Regions from separate parts of the Homo sapiens genome. Here regions 2 and 3 are each linked to region 1. A link is a contact called in ENCODE Hi-C or POLR2A ChIA-PET data. All regions are on one chromosome and are shown on one strand. Each heading gives the region's core, a stretch centred on a gene start or an enhancer-like site at or near the end of the contact. The rest is flanking DNA. Distances are from core to core; before and after follow the strand shown. Region 1 has its middle 50 kb from the start of GCM1. Region 2 has its middle 21 kb from the start of GCLC-AS1. Region 3 overlaps GCLC-AS1 (GCLC antisense RNA 1).

Region 1 (4,829 bases), core at 538-3,037:
AGGCTGAGGCAGGAGAATCACTTGAGCTTGAACCGGGGAGGTGGAGGTTGCAGTGAGCTGAGATCACAGCACTGCAGGCCAGCCTGGGCAACAGAGACTGTCTCAAAAAACACACAAACAGCAACAACAACAACAACAAAACAATGGGTACTATTTGTTGAATTCAGATTGTGGGACAAATGTTCTTTTTTTGTTTTGTTTTGTTTTGTTTTTTTTGAGATGGAGTCTCTCTGTCGCCCAGGCTGGAGTGCAGTGGTACGATCTCTGCTCACTGCAAGCTCCGCCTCCCAGGTTCATGCCATTCTCCTGCCTCAGCCTCCCAAGTAGCTGGGACTACAGGTGCCCGCCACCACACCCAGCTAATTTTTTGTATTTTTAGTAGAGACAGGGTTTCATCGTGTTAGCCAGGATGGTCTCAATCTCCTGACCTCATGATCCGCCCGCCTCAGCCTTCCAAAGTGCTAGGATTACAGGCGTGAGCCACCGCGCCCGGCCGGGACAAATGTTCTTAATTCGCATAGCAACCTGTTGAGGGCGTTGTTATTACACTCATTTTCTTAGAAGAAAATTCAGGCTCCAGGTAACTCCATTGTCTCCAAAAACCTGTCCTCCTAACTACGATGGCAAACTTTCTCTGTAAAGCGTCGGATGGTAAATACGTTAGGTTTTGTCGGTCATGAGATCTTTGCTGAAACTTCCCACCTCTGCTGTTGGAGCAAGAAAGAAGCCATACACAGACATAAGTGAAGGCTGTGGCTGTGTTCTGATAAAACTTTATAGACACTGAAGTTTGAGTTCCATAAATTTTTCTTGTGTCACACACACAAAATATTCTGATTTTGTGTGATACATATACACCACGGAATATTACACAGCCATAAAAAGAATGAAACTGTGTCCTTTGCAGCAACGTGAATGTAGCTGGAGACCATTATCCTAAGCAAATTAATGCAGGAACAGAAAACCAAATACCACATGTTCTCACTTATAGGTACACATATTCAAAGATGGGAACAATAGACAATGGGGACTATTAGAAGAAAGGGGGAGGGAGGGGGGCATGGGGTGAATAACTACCTATTGGGTGCTATGCTCACTACCTGGGTGATGGGACCATTTGTATCCCAAACTTCAGCATCACGTGATATACCCACATAACAAACCTGCACATGTACACCCTGCACCTTAAATAAAAGCAGAAAATACATGTATTCTTATTTTGATTTTTTCCAACCCTTTACATATGTAATCATTTTTCTTAACTTGAAGGTTTACAGAATTGCCCAGGGAGCTATAGTTTGCAGACCTCTGACACGTCTCAAGTTTGACTAAGTAGTCGAAGACGCTAAACTGGCAGCACCCATCCAAGTACGTTTCTGCGGGGAGGGAATCCTACTCAGTGGACAAGAGTCTGTTGTGGAGATGGACACATTAATGCCAACATCTAATGCTTATTCAGGACCAACCATATGCCTAAGCTCCGCACTTTAACTTAGACTATCTCACGTCATCTTCAGAGGAGCTCCATGAAGTAGTTACCTCTGATTTCACCCCTTTACAGATGAAGCAATCGATCCATAAAGAAGTTAACTAGCTTGTCCAAGGTCACACAACTAGTTTGTGGTTGGGTGGGGATTTGAACTGAAAGAGTCTAATGTCGTGCTGAATGCCTTCCGTTAAACATTTAACTGTAGTCTCCCTCTCCCCTGCATTCTTACCCTCCAACCCACAGGCCTTCTCTCAGTTCCTCTCAAACTCTCACTTCCATCTGCCTCTGCTTCCGCACTGCCCAGTACTTTGAATGCTTCCTGCCACACCCATCAGACCTTTTTCTGGATCTTTTTGATTCTTCAGGTCTTAACTCAAATTTCACCTCCTTAAAGAAGCCTTCATTGATCACCCAATTGAAAGAAATAACACAGGTGCGCGCAAAACACACACAAGCATACACACAATTTCTCTGACTCTCTCCTCGTCCTATTCAACATTCTGTTTTTATAGAAGTCATGTCTATTTGAAAATTTGAAATAGTCTTATTTATTCATCTATTTTATTGTCTTCGGTTAGATTGCAAGTACTTGACTTTGTCCATCTTTTACCACATTATAATTAGTTTCTACAATGCCTGACACATTGTAGATGTTCAATATATTATTATTTTATTATTTTTTATTTTATTTTATTTTATTTTTTTGAGTCAGAGTCTCACTTTGTCGCCCAGGCTGGAGTGCAATGGTGTGATCTCCACTCACTGCAACCTCTGCCTCCCTGGTTCAAGCAATTCTCGTGCCTCAGACTCCCGAGTAGCTAGGATTATAGGGGTGCTCCACCACACCCAGTTAATTTTTGTATTTTTAGTAAAGATGGGGTTTCACTAAGTTGGCCAGGCTGGTCTTGAACTCCGTACCTCAGGTGATCCACCCACCTCAGCCTTCCAAAGTGCTGAGATTACAGACGTGAGCCACCATGCCTAGCCACATCATAGATGTTCAATACATTCTAACTCTGTGTTCTGATACTACATTTACTGAGGAGCTTTCAAACTCTATTTTAATTTCATCTATTGGGAGAGATTTGCAACTTATGAAAACTTTTGGTCCCTGTATAGGGTGGATTCTTGCAGGAGGCCAACAAATAATTATTCTGCTTAAGATGTGACTTCGAAGGCATTGACCGCAGCATGATATCTAATGATGCCTTAACCTGAGAGTTACGTTTTCCACTGGAAGTTCATAAATCAGCATTTCTGTTGCCCACTTATGAATTGTGGTTAGTCCTCATCTTCCCCAGAAAGTGTCCCTGGTCCTTGAAAATGAAAGATCATATCTGGCCATTAGGCACTTAGATGACAGATGTTTCTTCAAATAATTCCTTCCAGGATCACCCAGACATGACTGTGTTTGGCTAATTTAGGGAATGGTGCCCTTAACAATCTCTCATCTGCCTCCCCAGTCTCTCTTTTCCTCTTATCACAACCTTCCTACACTTCTCTCTCCTCCTCCCGTCTTCCAATGCAGACCTGTTCCAGGATGTCTCTCTCCTAGTTTTATTCCCTCTTACCCTATAAGATATACCTGCCATGCCTCTTATATCCCAGGGGCCTTACTTTTAAAGACCCTTCCCAGTGAACTCTCCTCGAATGTGAATAGGATCATAGATGATATGAATGTATGGAAGGTGTATGGCTTCCTTCCTTCCTGCCTGCCTTCCTTCCTTCCTTCCCTCCTTTCTTCCTTCCCTCCATCTCTGCTTCTTTCCCTCCTTCTTTCTTTCCTTCCTTCCTTTCTTCCTTCCTTCCCTTCCTTCCTTCCCTCCCTCCTTCCTTCCTTTAGTATCCCAGACTTCAGCATCACGTGATATACCCATGTAACAAACCTTCCTCCCTTCCTTTCTTCCATCCTTCCCTCGCTCCCTCTCTCCCTCCCTCATTCCTTCCCTCCTTCCCTTCTTTTCCTTCCTTCCTTCCTTCCTTCTCTTTCTCTCTTTCCCAAACTTTCTGTAAATTGCTTACATTATTTTATAATTTAAAGTTGATTTTTAGCCAGGTACGGTGGCTCACACCTGTAATCCTAGCACTTTGGGAGGCCAAGGTGGGCAAATCACTTGAGGTCAGGAGTTTGAAACCAGCCTGACCAACATGGTGAAACATTGTCTCTACTAAAAATACAAAAAAATTAGCCAGACGTGGTAGGGGGGGTGCCTGTAATCCCAGCTACTTGGGAAGCTGAGGCAGGAGAATGGCTTGAACCCAGGAGGCAGAGGTTGCAGTGAGCTGAGATCACACCACTGCACTCCAGCCTGGGCAACAGAGTGAAAGTCCATCTCTAAATAAATAAATAAATAAATAAAGTATTTTTTTTAAGTTAAGCCAAAATTCCGTCACAGCCTTCAGAGCCTGGACCAGAGCATACCCCACAAAAGCCATGACAACAAGGGCCGTGTGCATGTTGGAGGCCTAAGGCCTCGTGCTGGCACCATCCACTTTAAACAGAAGGAAAATGGGCGAGCTGTGGTATCGGGACGCATTATAGGATTGACTAAAGTTCAGCATAGATTCCACGTCCATCAGTTTGGAGCTAATAAACAAGGCTGATCTGCACTTTAATCCTCTAACCAAAAAACACGGTGGCCCAAAGGATCAAGAGAGGCATGTCGGAGACCTGGGCAATGTGATGGCTGGCAAAGATGGTGTGGCCAATGTGTCTACTGAAGATTCACTTTCAGAAGATCATTCCATCAGTGGCTGTACAAGGGTGATCCAGAAGAAACAGATGTCTTGGGCAAAGGTTGCAATGAAGAAAGCACAAAGACGAGAAACACTGGAAGTCATTTAGCTTGCGGTGCCATTGAGATTGCCCAATAAACATTCCCTAGAATGTGACCTGAGTGCCAATAACTCCACCATTACCCTGCTAGCTATGAAAATGTAACGTGAGGCTGGGTGCAGTGGCTCACGCCTGTAATCCCAGCACTTTGGGAGGCCAAGGTGCGCAGATAACGAGGTCAGGAGTTCAAGACCAGCCTGACCGAAATGGTGAAAAGCCATCTCTACTAAAAATACAAAAATTAGCCAGGCGTGGTGGCGTGAGCCTGTAATCCTAGCTACTCAGGAGGCTGAGGCAGGAGAATCGCTTGAACCCAGGAGGCAGAGGTTGCAGTGAGCCGAGATCGAGCCACTGCACTCCAGCCTGGGTGACAGAATGAGACTCCATATCAAAAAAAGAAAAAAAGAAAAAGAAAATGTAATGTGATAAATATTAAATACTGTACTTGTAACTGCCCAAGTGGTTCACCTTGCCTGCTGCCTAGACACAGCTGATTCATCAAGA
Region 2 (4,205 bases), core at 909-3,408, 210 kb before region 1:
AGACTTTTGACCTAGCAATCCCACTTCCAGAACTCAATATCAGAGATACGATGGTACATTTCCCAAGGGAAGTGAGCACAAGGCTATTTATTGCTGTGCTATTTCCAACAGTAAATGCCCAGAAACAACCCAAGTATCCAGAGAGGAAAGAATTAATTTGCCCAAGACAAACCCTGTGCAGGCTAGTCTCCCAGAAAAGGAAAGGGCCTCTTGTGAAGCTCCCTGGAAACCACTGTGACCCTGTGCTTAAGACAATCAATTCTGGTTGACTTAGATTCCAGAATCTCCCTCACCCCCATGATGCTAGTGCTGGGGCTGGAAGTCCTTCAGTCCTGAAAATGCACATGGAAAATCTTGCCACTCATATGCTACCTAATAAAAGAGCTGAAATTGTTAGGCTTGGACGCCAGCCCTCTGATTGCACTATGAGAGGGGGTGGTGATTCTCCCAACCTGGAAACTGATCTGACAGGATAGGACCAGAGACCAGGTGATACCACCCCACATTGCTGTGGCACCCAGGTGTGATCATGGGGGATGGGCCAATACTTCATCTTAAATGCCTCACAACACAAGGATGAGGATGTCTTGTGTTTAGTTCTGTCTAGGATGGACAATGGGACACCAACCCTGTGTCCATGAATGTTTTCTCATGGATCTTGTGCTAGTAAGCCTGACATAACTCTACGTAGCCAATTTATCCATTTTTGCACTCAACTAGTGCAGTGAGCTGGGCATCTGGCCAAGCAGCCACCATACGTTTCTGGAAGGAAATCGCCACAGTTTGAATGTGTCCCCTGCAAAGTTTGTGTTTTGGAAACTTAATCCCCAATGCAACAGTGTTGAGAGGTGGGAGCTTTAAGAGGTTATTAGGGTCATGAGGGCTCTACCCTCATGAACGGACTATTGTTATTGTGGGAGAGGGTTCCTAATAAAAGAATAAATTCAGCTCCCCTTCCCCTCTTCCTTCTCTCCCTCTCACCTTTCTGCCTTCCACCATAGGATGACACAACAAGAAGGCCCTGGCCAATTGCAGTCTTCTCTATCTTGGACATTCCAGCCTCCACAACTATAAGAAGGAAATAAACCTCTGTTCTTTATAAGTTATCCAGTCTCAGTATCCTAATAGAGCAGCACAAAATGGATTAAAGTAGTAATCAACAGATCAGAGATCAAAGTCCAACTAGGTAGCAGGACAAATCCTCTTGGAGCAACATGGCCAGCTGTTGGGATAGTTAATCACTAATTGCTCATGGAAATCCCATAAAGTCTTCAGCAGCAAGAGACCCAGGGAGTAAGGCCTCCTGGAATAGAATTCCTTTGTTGTTATTAATGACCTGGCAGGAGTTTCCCAGGAAGGGGTAGCTTCATTGACGAGAAGGCTGAACCGGCACCCATGATAACAGTACAACCTCCTTGTGATGACTAAAGAATTTTCACTTCAGCCTGACCACTTGCTACTCAAGATACAGGAATGTTAGAGGCAGGCAAAGAACATCCTAAAGACTGAGATAAGGCAGATCCCAAAATTTTTACTACTTTTAGAATAAAATTGTAAAATAGGTAAGATGAAACAAATGAAGCTAAACATATTTTACTTAGATCCATTATCTCATTAAAAGTTACAAAATGGCTATAATCGAATTATTTTATTCCTTTTTCATTTATTAGTTAGAATTTTTCTATAAAGAACTTTTCTTCATCCACTCCTTGTATATCTTGAGGTACAGTTCATACGAGAAAGACAGAGAAATTCTAGGCTTATCTCCTTTCCTGCTCCAGACTTGGACTGTTCATTTCTCCAAGGAGCTTGGGGATTTTTTTGGTGAGAAGCAATGTTTAGAGACTACAGTCTGGGCTTAAAGGTGCCATTGCTCCCAAATTGATTATTTTGTATAAGCCTTTTCTGTGAACAGTTAAGAAATATGAAGTTTTTTAGAGGAGAAAATGCAGACAGTCCCCGACTTGGTTCTCAGCTTTACAATGGTGCAAATGCTATACGCATTCAGTAGGAACTGTCTTTGAATTTTGAATTTTGATCTTTTTCCTGCGAGCAATATGTAGTACAATTCTCACTCGCAATGCTGGGTGGCGGCAGTGAGCCACAGCTCCCAGCCAACCACATGGTCACAGGGGTAAACAGCCGATACTCTACAGTGTACTACTGTGTTGCCAGCATTTTTTGAATATTGAGTCTTGTGTTTCCACATCTTACCATGTCTACAAAATGCCCATCCGTGTTCTCCTGCTTCTGATAAGAAGAGGAAGGCAAATTACTTCTGAGTTTCTCAAGATAAAACTCAAGAGTAATTGCCCAGCATGAACGTGACAAGCCAGTAATAGCCACTGCATTTGAATTAGGACTTTCACATCCACAATCTCAACCATCTCAAAGGATAAGAAGTGAATCAGTGATGCAGTGAAATCATCCATATTGGTTAAATTCACTGTTGTTAGGAAGAAAAGAGCTGCGCCAACTGATGATATGAAAAAATACTTGTCACATGGATGGAAGACCAGATACAGAAGTATCAGATATAGTTTAAGTACCACTTAAACCGCAGACAATCCAGGCTAAGGCAAGAATTTTTTTATTTATTTATTTTTTTTTGAGACAGAGTCTTGCTCTGTCACCAGGCTGGAGTGAAGTGGCGCGATCTCAGCTCACTGCAACCTCTGCCTCCCAGGTTCAAGCCATTCTCCTGCCTCAGCCTCCCGAGTAGCTAGGATTACAGGTGCCCACCACCATGCCCAGCTAATTTTTGTATTTTTAGCAGACATGGGATTTCACCATTTTAGCCAGGATGGTCTCGATCTCCTGACCTCGTGATCCACCCGCCTCAGCTTCCCAAAGTGCTGGGATTACAGGGGTGAGCCACCGCACCCGGCCTCTACTCTTTTTTATACACTAAAAAACATTCTGATGATCCCACCTATATGCAAATATTTATAGCAAGTCATGGGCTGTTCCAGTGCTTCAAATGGCTCATAATTTTCATAATGTGAAGATCAGCAGTGAGGCAGCAAATGCCATATTGAATGTCTTAAAGCTTTAAAAAAGAAAAGAAAAGAAAAAAAGAGCTGCATAGGATAATTGTGGATGAGAAATATTTACCAGAACAAATGTTTAATGCCAATGAAACAAACTTTTTCTGAAGTTTGTTTCAGAAACAGAATGTTTGTATGCTGGAGCATACATACATTCATCGCACATCCAAGACAATGCCAAGATTCAAGGCATACAAAGACCATGTAATGCTGCTTTTGCCTGGAAATGTTTCAGAGTTCAAATTAAAGCATTTTCTAATCTACAACTTGGAGAACCCTATAGCATTCAAGAATGTGAACAGGCAAATACTTCCATTTCTTCTCATCATTAAAGAAAGCCTGGATGACCGGTTTTCTTTAAAAAAAAAAAAAAAAAAAAAAAAAAAAAAAAAAACTTGTGAAGAAGAGAAAAATGAGTAAGGAGGAATCTCTAGATTAAAAGAAATGTAAGAGGCGTGTTAACGAAATGCAGTGTATGGATACTACTTAGACCTAATTCAAATAAAACGGCAGCAAAAACTTTTCATAAGATAATTGAAGTCTGGGTGCGGTGGCTCGCACCTGTAATCCCAACACTTTGGGAGGCTGAGGCAGGCGGATCATTTGAGGTCAGGAGTTGGAGACCAGCCTGGCCAACATGGTGAAACTCCATCTCTACTAAAAATACAAAAATTAGCCAGGTGTGATGGCACACCCCTGTAATCCCAGCTACTCAGGAGGCTGAGGCAGGAAAATCACTTGAACCCAGGAGGCAGAGGTTGCAATGAGCAGAGATCACACCACTGCACTCCAGCTGGGCCACAGAGCAAGACTTGGTCTCAAAAAAAAAAAAAAAAAAAAAGACTATTGAGGAAATTTGACAACTGGCAGGTTATTGATGATGTAAGCAATTTTATTTATTGTTTTAGGTATGATCAAGATATTGTGTTTTGAAAACAATTTCTAAAGCTATATATCAAAGAAATAAAAAATGAGATTATATACTTTTTAAATTATTTTATTCCATAAAATAATTTAATAGTTGGAGTGAGGGAGGGAAGTTATAAAAGAAATAAGATTGGTCATGATTTGATAATTGTTTCATCTGGGTGACATGTACATGGGGGAGAGGCCATCATTATACTGTTTTATCTTTATATACACTTGAATTTTAGTAAA
Region 3 (4,866 bases), core at 877-3,376, 240 kb before region 1:
GACAAACTGCTTTACTCAGCTTCCAGTTTCAGAAACAACATTTAATAATTGCTTATTCACAAAGAACAGCAGTCCCTTTATTCACTCAAAAATTTTTGGCTTACAGCCTTGTAGGCAGAGTTCACTGCACTATTTATAACTGTCCACACAAATTGGTCATAAAAGGATGGTATTTGGGGTTAGGTCATTCAGTTCCCTGCAGAACTCAGTAATAAACCTAGTAGCTACACTTAGAAATGCTACTTTATTATTTATATTTAGAGTTTTTTTCTATTTAAAGTACAACAGTTTATTTAAATCAGCAACTTATATTTGAGTAAAGCTTTTTTTTCTGTTTCCAGCAGGTAGTTTACTTAATATTCATGTGCAATATGAAATAGAAAGATTCCTGTTCTTGGAAGAAAAATCTATTAGAATCAATTTTCCCTAGTCGCTGATATATATGGAGTTTCCGTGCTTGGGCAAGTCCTTGAAAACAAATGCAGAAACAAACTTTTAAATCCTTTATAAACCCCCATCATGTGGGAATGATAATATATAATTACCTCACTTGTTAAATAGCTCTATCTGTTCCTCAAAGGTTTATTTAAATATTGTTCTTTCATGAAAGGATGTTTTAAAACAAAAATAGGGGGAAGGAGGGGAAATAGAAGTGCTCAATAAACAGGTTTATTAAGGGAAATTAAAAATCTTCGTGGTTTCATATATTCTACTGTGGACTATGAATGATGGACTTCGGTCTCGAGGTTGAATTTGGTTTTTAATAGATGTAAATTCAAATATTTGGATTTTCTGGATCTAAAGCCAAAAACTTAAACAAATGAACATTTTAAAGTAATATTTGATTATTCTCTGAAAGAAAAGTAATTCTGCCTGTCTAATCCAGTAATTTACATAATTTAGTGATTTGCTTGTCGATAATGAACAAATTGCCCTTGCCCTAGTATATTACTGTAATGGTTCATTTTCATTAAGACGTCTGTGGCTGGGCACGGTGGCACATACCTGCAATCCCAGTACTTCAAGAGGCTGAGGCGGATGGATCGCTTGAGCTCAAGAGTTTAAGACCAGCCTGGACAATATGGCGAAATCCTGTCTCTAGAAAATACAAAAAATTATCTGGGCCTGGTGGCACGTGCCTGTAGTCCCAGCTACCCAGAAGGCTAAGTGGGAAGATCACTTGAGCCCGGGAGGTGGAGGTTGCAGTGAGCCAAGGTCGCGCCACTGCACTCCAGCCTGAGCAACAGAGTGAGACCCTGTCTCAAAAAAAAAGACGTCTGCCAACTTTTCAAAAAAGGGGTAAAGCTTTTTTTCAAGTGTGCAACCTAAACAGAAAAATGCGGAGTCAAATTAAAAAACACACTAAAAAAGAAAGGCTTGCCAAATTCTAGATTCAAATGAATTGGGAAATAGATGAGTCGATGGTTCATTACAGATGTGGTACCAATGTACAGAAGTAGTCTGAAAAAGATAATTATGAAATAAGCCACAATTGACTCTGAAAGGCCACTTAGGGTAGAGCAGAGAGGATGAAATGATCATTAAAATCAATGGTTAAGGCAAAAAACATCATCTTCTAACACACATTTCCTACACCTGGTGCTGTATGTAGTCAGAAGGGGTATGTGGATAACAATGTGAAATATGGAATAAAGAAAATAATCAATATTTCAAGCCTAATACCAATGAAATCACTGGTGTTCCCTCACTCTCCCAGGAACTGGGTTCCAGAGTTTCTTACACATTCTTCTTGCAGTACTAAGTGCTCTGAAGCTCAGGGTTGTTGATGCGTGCTCCATACGGCCTGTTCTCTTCTCTGTCTCCCAGGCTCTGCCCATTACCCAGTAGTGATAAAACTAAGAAAAAGTTTTCCATCCCTTCATGGCCTCTGCAGCCCTCACTTCTTGTGATTGGAGTCAATCTTCCTGTTAACTTTGTGACATATTCTTCCTCATGTCATTACTGTCATAAGTCTAGTCACTTCTAAGGATATTCTACTGCCCTCCTGAGAAAAAGAAAATTTTCTCCACAAGGATTTCAACACTTTTGTAAGGCCTCAGGCAAAAACTTGGCCCCATTTTGCTTGTTGCACCTGGTGCCACTAGATAGCGCTCTCATTTTATTCTTCCCAGTCTACCATCGTCACCAGTTTACATGATGCTTAGTCATACATCTGTCCATGGATACATAATAGCATTTTTCAGTGACCACCAGAGTCAGTAACTGTGCTCAGTCCTGGAAATTTAATGTCGAGCAAAGTCAAAACCAACCTCAGACCTTTTGGAACTTCCTTTCTAGGGAGAGGGGAGATATGGATCCAATAACCACCAAATGCATAATTAGAAACTATGTTAAGTGTTGTGAAGGAAAGGCTCAGAAAGCTGTTAGAGCATATATGAGGATACTCATCCATCCTGGCAGAAATGAGGGGTTTGTTCCAGGGAAGGCTTCCCTAAGCAAGTAACATTCATGCTGATATCTGAGTTTTCTATGCAAAAAGAAGAAAGAAGGTTTCAGGCAGAAGCAAGAATATGTGTTAACTCCATGACACATTCAGTAATGAAAGAAGGTTAGTGTGTAGGAGCTAAATACATCTGGAAACGTTGGGAGGTACTGAAAATCTACACATTCTGGCCAGGAAGTTAAGAAACAAAGCTGTTCAGCACCCTCCTGATTTTCTCAAATATCTCAGTCCTGAAACTGTCAACTTTCTCCATTCTAAGAGGCCCAACTAGGGGAGTCCTTGCTAAGCAGAACCCCCACCACTCCAGACAGATAGTATTGTGACCACGAAATCAGCTTCCTTCTGGTAGAGTACATCATGTGCAACTTTAAAGTTGCAATGTGTAATCAGAAAGGATTCTGACAGCAAAGGGTGGTGCAGTATCCCAGACTGGCAAGATCAAAGAGCTGTTACTATTCCTAGCCTAAAAGAGAATGGAGGGGGAAAAAAAAGCAGTTTTTAGAACTGGTATAGGTTAACTGTATGGAGAGGGCACTCGACAAGAGACACCACGTTTGATAAAAGAATCAGCCAATCTGTGATGGCCTCTTAGGGAGGCAACTGGGAAGAGAAAGAAACCAATCTGTCCTCCCACTCTCCAATCTCTTGTCACTGTTGGAACCCAACTGGAAGCCAGAGAGCAAGGACACCCACATGGGTCATTTTCCCAAGACATATAGCAGAATGTAAAATGGTGAACGGGCATACCCGATGGTAGTCAGGAGAGTTAAAGCATAGTGCCCAGTTTCAAATCTTAGAGGTGCCACTGAGAAGGGGCGTGGTCTTAGGAAGGTTAACTCATCTCTCCATGCTTCAATTTCCTCATCTTTAGAATGGAAATAATGCCAATAATACATTGGTTTGTTTTAGAGATTCATAAAGTGCTTAGAGTAGTGCCTGGCACATGGCTAGTGCTTACAAATATTCTTAATTTTTCTCTTAATTCATTTTACAGAAGAAACTGCAATTTAAAGAAGATAAATGACTTATTCAAGATCCCATTGCCAGAAGGGGCATAATCAAACCCAGAATCCAGGCCTTCTGGTTCTTGTCTTAGCACTGTTCTCTTCCCCAAGCTGTCTCTTCCACGCCCTTCTCCAGAATCACCACCATAATTATTACTGAACTGACTAATTCAGTGAGCACATTCTAAATTTCTTTCTGTTTGTTGGTTTATGGAATATTCACACTTTAAAAAATTTATTTTTTAAATAGGAAACTATTCCTCCTATTCTCTATAGCTTAATGCAAATAGAAACCTGAGCCCCTTCCTCACCCAGTTAACTTGGAATTATAGACCCTATCATGGTAAATGTGAGGTTGATGACAACGGGGCCTTTTTGGACTTCTCAGTGGAAAACTCTCAGCTGTACAGTCAACTTGGGAGCCTCTTAGGTTTTCTCATATACTCAAAGAAGAACTGAGGGATGACAGGTTAGATTTAACTAACTGAAATGCCTCAGAACAATTAATAACCCAAATAATTGGAATGGGTGGAACCAACCATCTTCTCGGTCTTAGGAAACATCCTACTAGAAGTTCCAGATCTGAGACAAGTATTCACAAGCTCACCCAGTGTTTATGTCAGTGGCCCTACCACACGATGAGACAACCAGGAATGAGATCTTAACTTTATCTTTGCCTCTGCTCTGTTGCTTGTTCCCCAAGTTCACCAGGTCACTAAGTCCTATATGTGTAAAGTAGCCAAGTAATTTATCATCTAAGTTAGGATGCTGTTGAGATAAGGGGGTAGTATTAACTATTACACTGGGAAAACAGGCACAAGCATGAACTCTCCTGGGCAAATTGGGACATATAATCATCCCAATCTTAGAGCACTTTGACTCCTATCACATCCTCCCTCATGACGTACATGCTACTGTAAGAAAAAGTCTAGTTATATCCTTATATCTAACTGTACAGAATAGACTTATTGTTGTAATCATTATATAAAAACAATGTATTAAGACTTACATGTTTACCATTTTCTCAGCCTTTTTTTTTTTTTTTTTTTTTTTTTTTTTAGATGGAGTCTCACTCTGTGGCCCAGGCTGGACTGCAGTGGTGTAATCTCGGCTCACTGCAACCTCCGCCTCCTGGGCTCAAGTGATTCTCCTGCCCCAGCCTCCTGAGTAGCTGGGATTACAGGTGCACACCACCACATCTGGCTAATTTTTGTATTTTTAGTAGAGAAAGGGTTTCACTATCTTGGCCAGGCTGGTCTCAAACTCCTGACCTCAGGTTATCTGCCCACCTCAGCCTCCCAAAGTGCTGGCATTACAGGTGTGAGCCACTGCGCCCAGCCAAACAAAGACTTTACTGTTGAAATCTATTGTTATTTTATTTATTTATTTATTTAAAGC

The links. Hi-C counts contacts between places; a loop is a spot of excess contacts on that map. ChIA-PET counts read pairs that join two places held with the same protein, here RNA polymerase II (POLR2A). Pooled maps may share reads with other maps.
Region 2: a pooled map shows a loop between it and region 1 (2.6-fold over the local background). The contact joins two enhancer-like sites. A Hi-C loop is called at or near these places in 7 of 37 single-sample maps with no recorded cell type and 7 of 50 pooled maps. POLR2A ChIA-PET finds 5 or more read pairs at or near these places in 4 of 52 experiments (CD4-positive, alpha-beta T cell, CD8-positive, alpha-beta memory T cell, HEK293T and 1 more).
Region 3: a loop to region 1 is called in a pooled map, with 1.8 times the contacts of the local background. The contact joins two enhancer-like sites. A Hi-C loop is called at or near these places in 7 of 37 single-sample maps with no recorded cell type and 7 of 50 pooled maps. POLR2A ChIA-PET finds 5 or more read pairs at or near these places in 5 of 52 experiments (BJ, CD8-positive, alpha-beta memory T cell, Panc1 and 2 more).

The regions. Positions count from the first base shown.
Region 1 is chr6:53,196,254-53,201,082 of GRCh38, reverse strand. It overlaps the pseudogene SOD1P1. Among named protein-coding and RNA genes, the nearest start is that of GCM1, 50 kb to the right of the region's middle. Within about 2 kb of position 1,787, at least 3 of the 41 ENCODE cell types and tissues checked have a DNase peak (open chromatin) inside an H3K27ac peak, as active enhancers do.
Region 2 is chr6:53,408,749-53,412,953 of GRCh38, reverse strand. No RefSeq gene overlaps it. Among named protein-coding and RNA genes, the nearest start is that of GCLC-AS1, 21 kb to the left of the region's middle. Within about 2 kb of position 2,158, at least 3 of the 41 ENCODE cell types and tissues checked have a DNase peak (open chromatin) inside an H3K27ac peak, as active enhancers do.
Region 3 is chr6:53,435,016-53,439,881 of GRCh38, reverse strand. All of the region lies in intron 1 of GCLC-AS1 (GCLC antisense RNA 1), which reads right to left. Among named protein-coding and RNA genes, the nearest start is that of GCLC-AS1, 6.0 kb to the right of the region's middle. Within about 2 kb of position 2,126, at least 2 of the 41 ENCODE cell types and tissues checked have a DNase peak (open chromatin) inside an H3K27ac peak, as active enhancers do.